Regions from separate parts of the Homo sapiens genome. Here region 2 is linked to region 1. A link is a loop called in an ENCODE intact Hi-C map of the cell type or tissue named here. Cell type or tissue: CD4-positive, alpha-beta T cell. All regions are shown on one strand. Each heading gives the region's core, and the rest is flanking DNA. Links, peaks and the distances in the headings are about the cores only.

Region 1 (9,004 bases), core at 3,745-8,744:
ACTTCCTCCTTTTTTTGCAAGTTCCTTTCCTTACCATTTCCTTGTTCATCTCAGGAAAACCCTCATCCGTCTTCAGAGAAAACAGAGATAATAAAGTGAGAATTCCACCAACTTTTTGCTCCCTACAGATATACTTACCTGCATCATGTCTCTCTCATCCTAGTGAATGCCATCCGTATCACCTGTCGAAGGTTCACCTATGACTTTACTGTAAGTTGTATGCAGTCCCTGGTTGTCTATCTTGCTCAACACTGTATCCTTTCCTTGTAGCATAGTGCCTGCACACAGAAAGTATTAACTTAAAAAAAAAATAGAGGCAGAGTCTCATTGTGTTGCCCAGGCTGGTCTTGAACTCCTAGGCTCAAGTGATTCTCCTGCCTCGGCCTCTCGAACTGCTGGGATTACCGGCGTCAGCCACCATTCCCAGTCTTAACCTGTCCTTTTCTACTGATATTTTCCCCTTAGCATATACACATGCTCAAGTAATTCCCATGATTAAAAGGAAAACATTCCAAACTTTCTCTTGATCCTTGTCTGCACCCAGTCATCACTCGATTTCTCTTCCCTTCATAACTAAGCTTCTAGAGTTACCTATACTTGCTATATCCATTTTCATGATTCTCATTCTCAATCATTTTAGTTTTTGTCCCCATCAGTCCACTGAGATTGCTCTCATTAAGGCCACCAACGACCTCCTGGTCACATTCAATGAACAACTCTTCAGTCTTTATCCTTTTGCCCTCTCTGTGCCATTTGACCTGTTGACTCCCCCCTCCTTGAAATGCTTTCTTCTTTTGGCTCCTGAGGTCCCTCTTTCTCTTAACAAAGACTAGGGGCTTAATAAATATGTATTTTTAATGAATGGATAGTTTCACTTCTATTAATATGGCTTTTCTTTTCTTTTCTTTTCTTTTTTTTTTTTTTTTGAGACAGAGACTCACTCTGTCGCCCCAGGCTGGAGTGCAGTAGCATAATCTTGGCTCACTCACTGCAACCTCCACCTCCTGGGTTCAAGCGCTTCTCCATCTCAGCCTCCCGAGTAGCTGGGATTACAGGCGCCCACCACCACGCCCAGCTAATTTTTATATTTTTAGTAGAGACAGGGTTTCGCCATGTTGGCCAGGCTGGTCTCGAACTCCTGACCTCAAGCGATCTGCCCACCTCAGCCTCCAAAGTGTTGGGATTACAGGTGTGAGCCACCACACCCAGCCTAATATGACCTTTCTTAGCCTTCTCTGACCTCTCTAAATGCTGGTGTTCCCTATGGTCATGTCCTTAGCCACCTCTTTCTTCTCTACCCATTCTCATTGGTCAAGATAATCCGACAATGAGAACAGTTACAAAACCAACAGTTACAATAAACTGTTTTGTTTTGTTTTGTTTTGAGATGAGTCTCCCTCTGTCACCTAGGCTAGAGTGCAGTGGCTCACTCGGCTCACTGCAAGTTCCGCCTCCCGGGTTCACACCATTCTCCTGCCTCAGCCTCCAGAGTAGCTGGGACTACAGGCACCTGCCACCATGCCCAGCTAATTTTTTTTTTTTTTTTGTATTTTCAGTAGACACAGGGTTTCACCGTGTTAGCCAGGATGGTCTCGATCTTCTGACCTCATGATCCGCCCGCCTGGGCCTCCCAAAGTGCTGGGATTACAGGTGTGAGCCACTGCGCCCGGCCACAATAAACTGTTTATATGTTGCTTACCATAAAATCTAGGTGTTCAACTCAGGTCTTTCTCCTGAGTTCTAGACTCATGTATACAATTGCTTATTGGATACTTCCATTTGGATTTTTCATGTTTACCACTTAGTCTAAAGACAGGAAGTAGCCAGGCGCAGTGGCTCACACCTATAATCCCAGCACTTTGGGAGGCTAAGGTGGGCAGATCACCTAAGGTTGGGAGTTCAAGACCAGCCTGACCGACATAGAGAAACCCCGTCTCTACTAAAAATACAAAATTAGCCGGGCATGGTGGCGGGCGCCTGTAGTCCCAGCTACTCAGGAGGCTGAGGCAGGAGAATCACTTGAACCCGGGAGGTGGAGGTTGCCATGAGGCAAGATCGCGCCATTGCACTCTGGCCTGAGCAACAAGAGCGAAACTCCATCTTAAAAAAAAAAAAAAAAAGACAGGAAGCTTGTCTTTTATCTTTTTATCCCCAGCACTTAATTGTAATGCCTGGCATACAGTAAGTAGAGGAAGAAATAAATGCATCAAAGATTAAAAACAAACAAACATCCTATGGCTCAGAGGAAAAACAACAACAACAACAAAAAACAAAAACAAAAAAAAAACAAGCCAGGTATGGTGGCTCATTTCTGTAATCCCAGCATTTTGGGAGGCCAAGGCAGGCGAATCATGAGGTCAGGAGATCGAGACCATCCTGGCTAACATGGTGAAACCCCGTGTCGATTAAAAATACAAAAAATTAGCTGGGCGTGGTAGCGCGCGCCTGTAATCCCAGCTACTCAGGAGGCTGAGGCAGGAGAATAGCTTGAACCTGGGAGGCAGAGGTTGCAGTGAGCCGAGATCGTGCCACTGCACTCCAGCCTGGGCGACAGAGTGAGACTCCATCTCAAAAAAGTAAATAAATAAAAATAGGACAGGCACGGTGGTTCACACCTGTAATCCCAGCACTTCGGGAGGCCGAGCTGGGCGAATCATGAGGTCAGGAGTTCAAGACCAGCCTGGCCAACATAGTGAAACCCCGTCTCTACTAAAAATACAAAAATTAGCCGGGCGTGGGGGTGCGCGCCTGTAATCCCAGCTACTTGGGAGGCTGAGGCAGGAGAATCACTTGAACCCAGGAGGCAGAGGTTGCAGTGAGCCGAGATCATGCCACTGCACTCCAGCCTGGGCGACAGTGTGAGACTCGATCTCATAAATAAATAAATAAATACCCCAAACAAAAAAAGAGTAAAAGCTGTGAACTATCTCCAGCTATGTCAGGCTGACTTACTTGACTGCTTTAAATCACACTAAACTTACTCTTTCTGAACTGATATGAGAGTATTGATCTTAACCATGGTAAAACCTCACCTAAAACAAACATCGGACTGTTCCATCCTGAATACTTTTCCAAATAACTGAAGTTTATCCAATTAAGTGCAAAATATCTTCATTTTGCTTCAAAGTAGAAATTGCTCAAAAAAGTACTATTCACTTCCTGTAGATTATACAGTGGAAAGAGCACCATTGAAAGTCATTGAGACTTAGCTAGATTCATCTCTGGAGTATGGCTTTGGATAAACTACTTATCTCTAAGTCTGATTCTGTCTTCTGTAAGTGGACATACTACCTTCCTGCCTACTTCTTAGGATCAAATAAGATCCTGTAGGTGAAACATTTTGCAAATTCAAAAGTGTTTTGCACATTTAAGATACCGTCATTTGGCCAGGGTACACAGTGACTCACTCCTGTAATCTCAGCACTTTGGGAGATTGAGGCAGGAGGTCTGTTTGAGTCCAGGAGTCCAAGGCTGCAGTGAGCAGTGTGAGCCACTGTACTCCAGCCTGGGCAAGATAGCAAGACCCTATCTCTAAAAAAAATTTGTGGCCAGGCGCAGTGGCTCACGCCTGTAATCCCAGCACTTTGGGAGGTCGAGGTGGGTGGATCACAAGGTCAGGAGTTCGAGACCAGCCTGGCCAATATGGTGAAACCCCATCTCTACTTAAAATACAAAAAAATTAGCTGGGCATGGTGGCACATGCCTGTAATCCCAGCTACTCGGGAGGCTAAGGCAGGAGAATTGCTTGAATCCGGGAGGTGGAGGTTGCAGTGAGCCGAGATCACGCCGCTGCACTCCAGCCTGGGTGACAGAGCGAGACTCCATCTCGAAAAAAAAATTGTTCTTGGCCAGGTGTGGTGGCTCATGCCTGTAATCCCAGCACTTTGGGAGGCTGAGGTGGGTGGATCACGATGTCAGGAGTTCAAGACCAGCCTGGCCAAGATGGTAGAAACCCCGTCTCTACTAAAAATACAAAAATTAGCCAGGCATGGCAGTGGGTGCTTGAAATCCCAGCTACTCAGGAGGCTGAGGCAGAGAATCAGTTGAACCCGGGAGGCAGAGGTTGCAGTGAGCCGAGATTGCACCACTGCACTCCACCCTGGGCGACAGAGTGAGACTCTGTCTCAATTGAAGAAAAAAAAAAAAATGAGAGAGAAAATAAAAGACTTCCCCATGAATGAAGTAAATGAACATTATAACATGTGACTCCTATGTTACTACCATTTTCCCCTCATATCCTGGTTCTTGGATATGTTTTGACTTTATTCTTTCAGCACATATTTATTGACCACAGTATGTGCCAAGCACTGTGTAGACACTAAAAGATAATCTGAGCTTAGTGGGTAGACAGTTAATAAAATCACAAATTACAGACGGGCGCTATGGCTCATGCCTGTAATCCCAGCACTTTGGGAGGCCAAGATGGGCAGATAGCCTGAGGCCAGGAGTTCGAGACCAGCCTGGCCAACATGGCGAAACCCTGTCTCTACTAAAAATTCAAAAATTAGTCAGGTGTGGTGGCAGTGTAATCCCAGCTGCTCAGGAGGCTGAGGCAGGAGAATCACTTGAACCTGGGAGGCAGAGGTTGCAGTGAGCTGAAATCGCATCACTGCACTCCAGCCTGGGTGACAGGGACAGAGCAAGACTCTGTCAAAAAAAAAAAGAAAGAAAGAGAGAGAGAGAGGAAGGAAGGGAGGGAGGGAGGGGAGTCTGAAGCTGGAGAGGAAAACAGGTAAAGACTAGGTAGCAGAATTCTGAATCCAGAAGTTATTATTGTATTTGCATCTTCTTATATTTTTATTCCCTTTATTCTTTTTCTTTTTTCTTTTCTTTTTTTGGAGACCGAGTCTCACTCTATCACCAGGCTGGAGGGCAGAGGCGCGATCTCGGCTCACTACAACCTCTGCCTCCCTGGTTCAAGCGAATCTCCTGCCTCAGCTTCCCGAGTAGCTGGGACTACAGGCATGTGCCATCATGCCCAGCTAATTTTTGTATTTTTAGTAGAGATGGGGTTTCACCATGTTAGCCAGGATGGTCTTGATCTCCTAACCTCGTGATCCGCCCACCTCGGTGTCCCAAAGTGCTGGGATTACAGGTGTGAGCCACCATGCCCAGCCGAGACAGGGTTTCACCACGTTGGCCAGGCTGGTCTCAAACTTCTGACCTCAGGTGATCCACCCACCTTGGCTTCCCAAAGTGCTGGGATTACAGTCATGAGCCACCGCGCCCGGCCTGGGGCAACTTTTTTAAAGTTTGCCATGATCTGATCTTTTTCCTTCTTCACTTATCTCTCAAACAACTTACATTCCAGACATAAATCACCACTTCCTGAGAACGTCCTGTATTTTGTTTTTTTCCTGCATGTGCTTATGCCGTCCCCATCATCTGGGACTTCTTCCCCATCTCTGGCTATTAAGTAGTTGAATCTATCTTTCCAAGTCTACCTCTTCAGCCCTATCATAATTAAGCTTCTTTACTCTCAAAATTATTTAAATCTCCATTAAAGTTAATGGCATTGTTTGACTAGTATTACTGTTCTTTATGTTTAAGCTTATTTCCCTCGCCAGATTCCCCATAAGATTCTTGATAGCAAGTGTTTTTGTCTCATTCAACAACTGTGACTTCCAGGATGGGTGCAGTGGCTCACGCCTGTAATCCCAACACTTTGGGAGACTAAGGTAGGAGGATTGCTTGAGCTTAGAAGTTCAGCCTGGGCAACATAGTTAGACCCTCCTCTCTACAAAAAAAAGGAAGGCTTGTGAGCCTCTGGTCCCAGCTACTTGGGAGGCTGAAGTAGGAAGAGCTCTTGAGCCCAGGAGGTCAAGGCTGCAGTCAGCTGTGATGATGCCACTGCACTGTGGCCTGGGCGACAGAGTGAGACCCTATCTCAAAAACAAAACAACAAACAAACAAACAAAACCCAATTGTGGCTTCCCCTCATTTTGTATCCCTTTAGCAGCTACAAAGTAGCTACTACAGTAGCCTACTCAGTAGGCCCTGCGGGGTGCGTTGGCTCACACCTGTAATCCCAGCACTCTGGAAGGCCAAGGTGGATCACCTGAGGTCAGGAGTTCAAGACGATCCTGGCCAACATGGTGAAACCGTCTCTACTAAAAATACAAAATAAGCCAGGCATGGTGGCACAGGCCTGTAATTTCAGCTACTTGGGAGGTTGAGGCAGGAGAATCACTTGAACCCGGGAGGCAGAGGTTGCAGTGAGCCGAGATCACCCCATTGCACTCCAGCCTGGGCAACAAGAGCAAAACTCTGTCTCAAAAAAAAAAAAAAAAAAAAAAAAAAAGGCAACTCAGTAGGCTTGTTCCTCTACGCTAGTGATTCAGTGCTGTGCTGGCACCTGCTGGTCACCTGTGGTGCAGCAGCCCTGGTCCCAGCACCTTCCTCCCTTCAGTATTAAGGGTTGTGACAGTCTGTGCTCTTACCTGGCAATCACTGGAATAATATATTAAATACTTGCCCCACAGCACCACCTTTCAATCTTCAGAACTTTTCCCACTGACCTCCTACCCCAGAAATTTGGGCTTTACATCCTTCCCAGTACTGTAGAAATGTAAGGACAGGATCTTCAGGAACTGGGCAGCAAGAAAAGAAAGAAGCAATTTGAGAGTGGAGGATGCAAATCCCTTTCCCCCCTTCAAAGAATTGAGACTATTTCCAACAGAATTCCACTCTTTTTGACCTTTGTCTTATTTCTAGGTTGCTCTTGGGCCATAGGCCTTCTTGGTGACAGAAGTGATGAACCGGAGGTTAAGCAGAGAGTAGGTAGGCGGGGCTCAAGGGGTGGGGCCAAGCCAAAGGGCTCTCACACTAAGTGAAGCTTCTCCATTCTGTAAGCTTTCCGGGAACATCCAAGGCAAGACTGGCACCCAGCACAGCAGGTGAGGGACCGGCAGTGACAGAATGGTAGACTTTAGGGGTAATGGTGGCAGAGGAATCTCTAGCTCTTTCAGTCTTAGCTTTTCATATTGTGAAACTCTCGCTTGTACAATTCTTGGGTCCTTTGTAGAGCTTAGCTTAGTTTTTCTGGTGGCAAGGCAGCCTCTGAAAGACCTGGTTTTGGATGCGGTGGGGGCAGGGCTGAGGGATGCAGGTGGATCCACATCCATATGGATGTGTGCGAAATGCAAGGAAATCTTAGGAAACAAGGAGATAGATGGGTAAGGGCCAGAGGGAGAGTATGGCCAGGCCAGAGGATCATAGGGAGGACCCAGACAAGAGAAAAAGGGAGACTGAAACAGGGAGAGAGGGAGAAGACAGCGGAATAAATGTGAGACGGCAATGGGGGCAATGGAGAGCTGGGTAACAGGAAGGCCAAGGAGGAAGGAAGGCTCACATGGAGCAATCTCCTCTTCCGGCTGGGGAGCATGGTCCAGAAAGCCCCAAGGCAAGCTGGGAGCAAAGCAAGGTTCAGGTTTCCACTGGAAGGATTCAGCTGGGGAAAAAAACCCCCACAGTCTCCACCTCCTCTGCCTCTTCAGACTCCCATTTTGGTTTGGGGGAGAGGGCGAGGCTGCTCCTCACTGCGGTCACAGCCACATCCTGCAGAGCAGAGGAGGGGGAAGTAAGAAGCAAAACAACCAGAAGAACCACAGGCGAAGACCATGGGGAGAGAACCCTGGACACATGGAGCTGATATGCCACCAAGAGGGTCCTGAGTTCAGTGTAGCAGAAGGCTCAGACCTTCAGGACTGCCTGCCCTTCTTGAGGTGTTGGCTTCTCGTGCTTCCTCAGTGTGCTTTAACCACACTGGGAGCATTCCGGGGAAGGAGGTTTCTCTGGATTATTTGGTTTGAAGCCCATCTTTATAATTTACTAGTGACTTTGGCCAAATTGCTATATTTCTCTTCGCTTCAGTTTTCTCATTGCAAAATGGGGATACCTACCCTAACCTTACACAGGATTGGGAAGGCTAAGATGACTGACGTAAAGCACTTGCATATAGTAGGTTCTCAGTAAATGTTAGTTATTACTCCTATTAGGATTCCTGGGATGCTTATGCTTCTTACTTTAAAGGAAGTATAGTGCACTAGCTGCCACTGGCTTTGGGGGCCAAAAAATGAGTTGCGTTTGATCTTGGGTAAATTACTTAATGTAAGTATCATTTGCTTAGCTGTAAAACAAGGATGGTAATATCTATGCCACACAGACATATGGCACAGAGTCAGTGTCCAAAAATGGTAGCTGTAAGAATTCTGTCAGGCTGGGCGTGGTGGCTCACGCCTGTATTCCCGGCACTTTGGGAGGCCGAGGTGGGCAGATCATGAGGTCAGGAGTTCGAGACCAGTCTGGCCAACATGGTGAAACGCTGTCTCTACTAAAAATACAAAAATTAGCCGGGCGTGGTGGTGGGTGCCTGTAATCCCAACTACTTGGGAAGCTGAGGCAGGAGAATAGCTTGAACCCGGGAGGTGGAGGTTGCAGTGAACAGAGATCACACCACTGCACTCCAGCCTGGGTGACAAAGCAAGACTCCGTCTCAAAAAAAAAAAAAAAAAGAATTATCTGTCAGGTAAGCCCTGTCTTCACTGCAGCAGCAACAGCCTACTTCCCCTTGAGATGTAACTTGTGCTAGGCTAGCCTCCCGTGTGCCCACATTCCTCCAGCCGGGGCTATCGCCACTCCCGTGGGCTGTTTTGGAGTCAAGATTTGCTACAGCACTAAGGGGAAAAAGCAGGCAGGAGCAAGGCATAGAGGACTGAGGGGCCCCAGGGGGCGGAGAGGATGACAAACAAAGATGATGATGACATGGAAACTAAAGAAGCAACAGAAAAGGGAAAAGCCATTTCTCTCTTTCTAAGGAAGCCTGTGGCCTTTCTTCTAGTGACTGACCACATACCCCACTCTCCAGGACCCATGGAGTCCTTCAGCTCAAAGAGCCTGGCACTGCAAGCAGAGAAGAAGCTACTGAGTAAGATGGCGGGTCGCTCTGTGGCTCATCTCTTCATAGATGAGACAAGCAGTGAGGTGCTAGATGAGCTCTACCGTG
Region 2 (7,280 bases), core at 526-5,525, 530 kb before region 1:
CAAAACCCCGTCTCTACTAAAAATACAAAAATTAGCCGGGCATGGTGGTGCATGGCTATAGTCCCAGCTACTTGGTAGGCTGAGGCACGAGAATCGCTTGAACACAAAAGGTGGAGGTTGCAGTGAGCTGAGATCACACCACTGCACTCCAGCTTGGGCAACAGAGCAAGACCTTGCCTCAAAAACAAAACAAAACAAAACAAAAAACAAAAACAAAAAACCACAGCCAGGCGCGGTGGCTCACATCTGTAATCCTAGCACTTTGGGAGGCTGAGGCAGGTGGATCACCTGAGGTCAGGAGTTCAAGACCAGCCAGGGCAACATGGCGAAACCCCGTCTCTACTAAAAGTACAAAAATTAGCCAGGTGTGGTGGCAGTCACCTGTAATCCCAGCTACTCAGGTGGCTGAGGCAGGAGAATAGCTTGAACCCAGGAGGCAGAGGTTGCAGTGAGTTGAGATCTCACTACTGCACTCCAGCCTGGGCGACAAGAGTGAGACTCTGTCTTAAAAAGAAAAAAAAACCAACAGGCCAGGAGCAGTGGCTCAAGCCTGCAATCCCAGCACTTTGGGAGGCTGAGGTGGGTGGATCACTTGAGGTGAGGAGTTCAAGACTGGCCTGGCCAACATGGTGATACACCATCTCTACCAAAAATACAAAAATTAGCAGGGCATGGTGGCACATGCCTGTAATCCCAGCTACTCCGTAGGGTGAGGCAGAATCACTTGAACCCAGAGGTGGAGGTTCCAGTGAGCCAAGATCACACCACTACACTCCAGTGACGAAGTGAGACTCTGTCTCAGAAAAAAAAAAAAAAAAAAGCAACTATTATTAATTAATTACTTGTCCCTATTCCTCTGTATAGCTAGACCACCACTGCTGTAAGTTTAACACTGTAATATGATTTCTTCATGTGTAGGTCACCACTACAATGTAATCTCCTTGAAAGAGGCAGCCACATACAATTTACCTTGTATTTTAGCACAATGCCAGGCATATTGTGGACACTTATTAAGTAACTGCACTGTTTAAATACTACCCACCTTTCAAGGCCCAGTTAAATGTCCATTTCCACCACTTATGTTTACCTAATGAGTCCAGTCAGATTTTCTCTTCTCAGAATTCTACTACTTGACTAACCATATGCTATCTTGCATTATATGTAGAAGTGTCTCAATTAGGTTACATGTTCCTCTAGAGCAGAGATGACCTCTTACACTGTTTATCTGGCCAAAAACAGCTTATTTTTCCAACTGCAAAGCGAGTATTCAGCAGTCACTTGGGACTTAAAATATTGCAGCCCAACCACGGGAGGTCCCACTTTATCTTTACTAGTGAAGTCATCTGTCTTTAATAAAATTCAGCTAACAGCTTATCTCCTGACTCTCCTTCCCTTAGCTTAGCTACTGGAACTCTGCTTAGAACTATAAATCTGCCTGTATTTGTGTGCTGCTGTCATATCTCAGGTTCCCCAGGATGGAAGAGATCTTTCTTTTTAATCTCCCTCAAGACCCAGTAGAGGGCATTATACAGACGAGGGCTGCTTGTGTGGGTGCTGTTGGCTCACTGTGGATATATCCTCAATGGCAACTCTCCAAGTTATTTTTCTTTGCCTGTCTTTGATATGCCCAGCCCACACCAGCTTAAAATAAAAGCTGTTGGACAGTAACGGTGACTTCATCCCTGCCACCCTGTATATTAGATGGCTCAGCTTAGTGGCTTGTCAGCACAATCAGGTTGGAGGAGTGGAAGAACCTTTGATTCAACTCTTTGGGATAAAGACTTTAGAATACATCTAGCTAAAATAATGAGCAGGAATAACTATTAGAAGCATTGCAGAATCAGTTTGCTTTGCTTGCCTAGCCCTACAGTATGGGAGTGAAGGAGATGGACTGTCAAGTTTTAAAATGGGATACATCCTGCCAAGTGTGCAGTGGTGAAGAACTAAAAGGAAAAAAAAAAGGCTAAGGAGTAACATGAAATACAGATAGCCCCAAACATTTTTGGCACCCCAGGCTTCTTAAGGCCACAAATTAAAATTGAGGACCAGGGAAGCCAGGAATAGTGGGAAGAAATAATATAAAAGCCTAAGATACTAACTCAAGCTCTTCAGCTAACTAGCTTTTCTACTTTACAAGTAACTTATCTCTATACCTTAATTTCCTCACTTGTATTAAAATGAAATTGCACTAACTGCTGGGTGTAGTGGTTCACACCTGTAATCCCTGCACTTTGGGAGGCTGAGGTGGAAAGACTGCTTGAGGCCAGGAGTTCAGGAGCAGCCTACACAACAAAACGAGATCCTCTCTACAAAAGAAAGGATGAAAATATATTCTCAGCCAGGCGCAGTGGCTTATGCCTGTAATCCCAGCACTTTGGGAGGCTGAGATGGGAAGAGTGCTTAAGCCTGTGTTCTGAGACTCACCTGGACAACATGGTGAATCCTCATCTCTACAAAAAATAATTAGCCAGGTGTGGTGGTGTGTGCTTGTAGTCCCAGCTACTTGGGAGGCTGAGATGGGAAGATTACTTGAGCCCAGGAGGTTGAGGCTACAGTGAGTGTTTGCACCCTGCACTCCATTCTGGGTGACTGAGCAAGATCCTGCCTCTAAAAAAAAAAAAAAAAAGAAAGAAAGAAAGAAATTGAATGATCCCACATTCAGCCTCATAGACCTCACCTCATTCCCCAGCTGGCAAACACAAACCAGGGATAACATACTCAGGAGGAAATCATGGGATGGCTCACTAACCCCACCACAATAAACACCATTAACTTGTGTCTCTAGTTTAAATTTGTACTTGTTTTATTTTATTCATTTATTTTTTTTAGATGGAGTCTCGCTCTGTCGCCCAGGCTGGAGTGCAATGGCACAATCTCGGCTCACTGCAAACTCTGCCTCCTGGGTTCAAGCGATTCTCCTACCTCAGCCTCCCAAGTAAGTGGGATTATAGGCATGTGCCGCCACGCCCGGCTAATTTTTGTATTTTTAGTAGAGATGGGGTTTCACCATGTTGGCTAGGCTGGTCTCAAACTCCTGACCTCAAGTGATCCACCCACCTTGGCCTCCCAAAGTGCTGGAATTATAGGCGTGAGCCACCGTACACCCGCTGGAGTTTTTTCTCCTTTGGTAACCTTTCTTTTGTACGTTACATTCACAGGCAGCTTTTAACTTCTTTCAGTAGCAGGTTTCCAGCAATGCAGATTGGCACATCATGAGGAAAGAAATCACTCTGCCTCCTGCTGGCCACCAGCAGAAAGACTTGAGTTTCTTTTGGCTTATTACAAAGAAATAATATATTTCTTTTGGTTTGTCACATTTCTCCCTCACAAACATGGGAACTTGAAAAGGAATGGAAGACAGAGGGAAAAGGAGACTGGGCCTCCTTTTCTGCTAAACCTGGACTAGGCTTAGGTGTCAAGAAACCATTTAGATCAAATATCTTAAATGCCTCATTTTGTGAGCCACAAACTGAGGTTGATGCACCTTCTACATTGGTTACAGAAACAAAGGGATGGGCAAGGTTTATGCCAACATTCCTGCTCCCTTTCCTAAGTGATGGTATTGGGGAACTCAGCCGCATCTCACATTAACAATGTCTTCAGTATTGTTTTCTTCCCCCTCCCAAACCCCAATAAAACACACCAACTGCTTCAGAATATTTCTGGGTTGGGTTTTTTCATGGGTTTTTGTTTTGTTTATTTCGAATACTGAAAAAGTCCTTTGGGCTCTGTGGGGTTCCCCACGCTCACGGCTCCTTTCTCCCACACTCACTGCCCTTCTTCCCACAGCAAATCTATTTCAAGGACAGTACTTTTTAAAATGATTAATGTTGAGTTCTCAACTAGCTCTGCAGAACTAGAGGAGCTGTTTGCATCTGTCTGTGCGGATGGAGTTTCTTTTATCTGACACCAGGTCTCCAACCACACTGAAACAAGGCATTTATCTACAGAGCTCAACTAGAACCCCTTTTCATTAGGCTACTCCACTTCCTTCCCCTCATACCTACCCCACATCAGCCACGTGGTTAAGAAGGATAGTCAGGAATGTTTTTACCAACTCCAAGCCCTAATTCATACTCCTCCATATCTCCCACCCCACCCTTTCAACCCCACCCCCACCCCCAGAATTTCATTGATATTTCTCCCAACTGTTATTTGGAAAAAAGGTAAAACAAAAAAGGTTCAAGGTCTTGGTGCTCAGCCCAAGGGGCTCCATGTGCTGGGACACCAACAGGAAAGGGCTTCTGCCTCTCCAGCCCACACCCGAGCCACCTCCTGACCCCTGGCTGCAAAAGCAGGAAGGGGCAGGAGCCAGCACAGGACCCGGGTGGGGCAGGGAGGGGAAGCGTCTCAGGATCTGGCAGAGCCCCGGGCAGCATCATTCAACTTGGCCACTGCGGACGAACACAGAAGAAAAAAAAAAAAAACAACACTGTCAAGTAATAGGGGAAAAAAACCCTGAACTCCAACCCAGTCTCTACCCCATGATTCCTCCACATTTAACAACCATTAGGCTACCTGGCATGTCTCAATCCTATCCATAAGGGAGTTGCAAAAAAAATCAAAAAATAGAATTTCAGTCTTTTCCTATCCACGAAACAACGTTATCTGCCTTTCTGGGATATCCATGGATAACAAACATAGAAAAATAATTCTTTAGATAAGATCAAAATAACTGGAGGTTTCCAGGTGGGTAAGCTGCCTGGCTCAGAGCAGGCTGTTTCAGAGGCATGGCCACAGCTACTTGCAAAGACTGAGGTAGCACAGAGATGAGGTGGTGACTGTGTGGAGGCCAGAACCAGACCACACACATGCTGTTCTGAATGGATTTAATAATCTAGGTTTAATCAAAGCAATTTGCATTTGGATTTTGGAATGACCACTCCTTGCTAAGGAAGCTATGTACTTCATGCTGTGGAAACTGGCAAATACAGAATGTAGCTTGTTTGTTTTCTTAGCCTTGAAGATGACCAGGTAGAGAGACAGAGTGAGACCAACAGTTTTTCTGATTTCCCTGCTCCTCCTATTCCTTCCTAAAAATCAGACTCATTGTGACCAGTAGTCTTGAGGACTCAAGCTGAATGATAGAGAAGGCAGCTCAGACAGAAAAGAAAAAAAGTACAGAATTTGAGAAGATCGGAGATGAAGAAAACGTACAAAATTATATATATATTTATATATATAATAACATGACATATCTATGTACAACATGGCTGGGACAGTTGAAGAAACTATACAATGGTGTTCAGCATTTTCCCCTTCCCAGATGGACTTTAAGGATGACAGCATGAGGAAATGGAGCAAGAAACACAAAAATTATATACAATTACAAGTGACAGTCAAGGAGTTTGGGGACCAGGGAGTCCAGGGATCCTGCTCTCTCCATTCCTTCCTCACCAACTTTCTCCTATCCAATTTGAATGACAGCCTGAACACTGAATGGCCAGTCAGGAGAAAGGCATATACACACCTCATCCCCCCACATGCACATCAGCAAGTCTATCAGTCATTCTCATTGGGCCAAATGTTTGGCATATCAGAATTTGTGATGTGAGAGGGCAAGAGGATTACAGAATCTTGCTCTCTTGAGCATTAGTTCTCACCCTGGTCCTCTCTGTCATAACTAGCAAGTTGCGTTCAATAAAATTCTAGCCAAGCTGGTGGTAACTAGATTGAAGATGCTGGTCACCTGCAACCCCTTTCCTCCACCTGTTCATGAGTCAGCATGGCTACCTCTCCTCATGATAAAAGAGCTGGGTTGCTGAGTTCTGGGGATGCAGAGATTTCTCAGTCTTCCTCCTCTCCCTCCCTAACCACTTTCCCCAGCTTCCTCCAAGGTGAATCATCTTCTAAGAACCTGTTCCTCCAGCCCTGCAGGAGTACTCAGCCCCAGGGGCTAGCTCAGTTTACCCTTCTTCCTCTTTCCCTAACAATATACCTGGCATCAGACTGCATCTGAAACATGGGTCAACACATGTGCATGACTGAGCATGTTTCCTCAGGCCTGCAGCTCCGCTGCCAGAGAAGCTTTTTAGCAGCTAAGGCCCAGAGGTAGGCTGGGAAAGTGGGCTGGGTCAGAGGCAAGAAGCTTCCATGGCTAGCTTCCTAAGTATTTTTTTTTGACCCTCAAGACTGTGATATCTATAAGGTTCTCTTGCCTGAATTTATAATCCCCAAACCTCAATTTACTCTCTCCTCATGTATCCCTCAAATGGTTCCCCTCTGTAGTACTTTCCCAGTATTACAGAGCAGAGGTTCACCACCCACGAGCCTTCCTCACTTTTAGTTTTACAATGAACAGTATGGAGTTTTTCTGCTGGCAGTTAAGACTTCAGAATCAGAATCAATCTTACATACATTTAACTCTATTTTACAGATGAGGAAATAGAAATCCAGAGAGGCTAAATGACTTAATCAAGGTTATACAACAGCTCTGCTGGGACTGAGTAGAGTGAGAACCCAGATATCTTGACTCCTAAACCAGTGCTCGTCCCACTATCCCATGATACTTTCAAAAGCAACATGCTGGAAGAGAGAGAGAAGGTGCCCATTTTCTGTGAATAATGTTCATCAATCTTTATATTATTTGAGAGCCAGAGCAAACTGTAAGAGATACTAAGTAATGGAGGCTAAGGGGGCACTGTAGTTTTAGGCAAGCAAGTCAATTTTTCTTTTTAAGGATTCTCTAAACCTGCCATAATGGAAACATGAAGCAATAGCAGCCTAAGGGACAGAACACTTAGAAGCACAGAAAACATGTCTCATTCAATCTACCTTTCCCAACTACGTTAGGTTAGCCTTGGGATGTTAAACCTGCCAAACTATTCCCAAGGCTCAGCCTAATCAATTTTGGGACATTCTCTCCCAAAAGGAGAAATCACATCTCTCCAGTTTCTCACACAAAAAAAGCATTTGCAGCATTATCCAATCCTAGCCTTTCCTATTTCTGGGCCCTACCTGGACTACAGGGAGTGTGTGGAAGTGTCAATCTAACGAAATAAATAAACTTAGAGCCCCTTTTCAACCTACATTACCTTCTCAGCAGCCCCCAGCAGAATCACAGTCATTTCTGGCTAGCAAGCTGAGAAGATCTGACTAGGTGCCCATTTCATCCCTGCCTATAATATATAAACGTCCAGTGGTTGAGGAAGGGGAGGAGAGGGGGGCTCAGGTTACCCCGCAAGCTTGCTGGTGACGAGCGAGGACTTTCTCTGGGGCAGATCCTGTGGGGTGGGGATGTGATCACCAGTCACCAGGTTCTTGTCTGGTCCTGCACTTGG

The links. Hi-C counts contacts between places; a loop is a spot of excess contacts. Peaks named below come from ENCODE experiments on the same cell type or tissue, not always from the same donor. Only the 100,000 strongest peaks of a DNase experiment are listed, where the experiment ranks them.
Region 2: it touches region 1 in a loop (2.3-fold over the local background); 3 of 110 quality-filtered maps call a loop at or near these places.

Annotation. Positions count from the first base shown.
Region 1 is chr1:151,149,827-151,158,830 of GRCh38, forward strand. TNFAIP8L2-SCNM1 (TNFAIP8L2-SCNM1 readthrough) reads left to right here and starts at 6,823. Exons shown (of 7, transcript NR_144937.2): 1 at 6,823-6,896. It overlaps TNFAIP8L2 (TNF alpha induced protein 8 like 2), which reads left to right and starts at 6,823. Exons shown (of 2, transcript NM_024575.5): 1 at 6,823-6,896; 2 at 8,840-9,004. The coding sequence starts at 8,872. It also overlaps a transcript of LYSMD1 not described here. In CD4-positive, alpha-beta T cell, for the core only: CTCF peaks have their summits at 6,383 (motif pointing left) and 6,590; DNase peaks (open chromatin) are centred at 6,365, 6,795 and 7,535; H3K4me3 peaks cover 2,437 bases; H3K27ac peaks cover 2,250 bases.
Region 2 is chr1:150,618,466-150,625,745 of GRCh38, forward strand. It overlaps ENSA (endosulfine alpha), which reads right to left. Exons shown (of 4, transcript NM_004436.4): 3 at 7,177-7,280; 4 at 3,660-4,394. The coding sequence ends at 4,379. Among named protein-coding and RNA genes, the nearest start is that of ENSA, 7.5 kb to the right of the region's middle. RefSeq lists a silencer at 4,188-4,482. In CD4-positive, alpha-beta T cell, for the core only: CTCF peaks have their summits at 1,532 (motif pointing right), 1,737, 3,246 (motif pointing left) and 3,467; DNase peaks (open chromatin) are centred at 1,546 and 3,216; H3K27ac peaks cover 1,351 bases.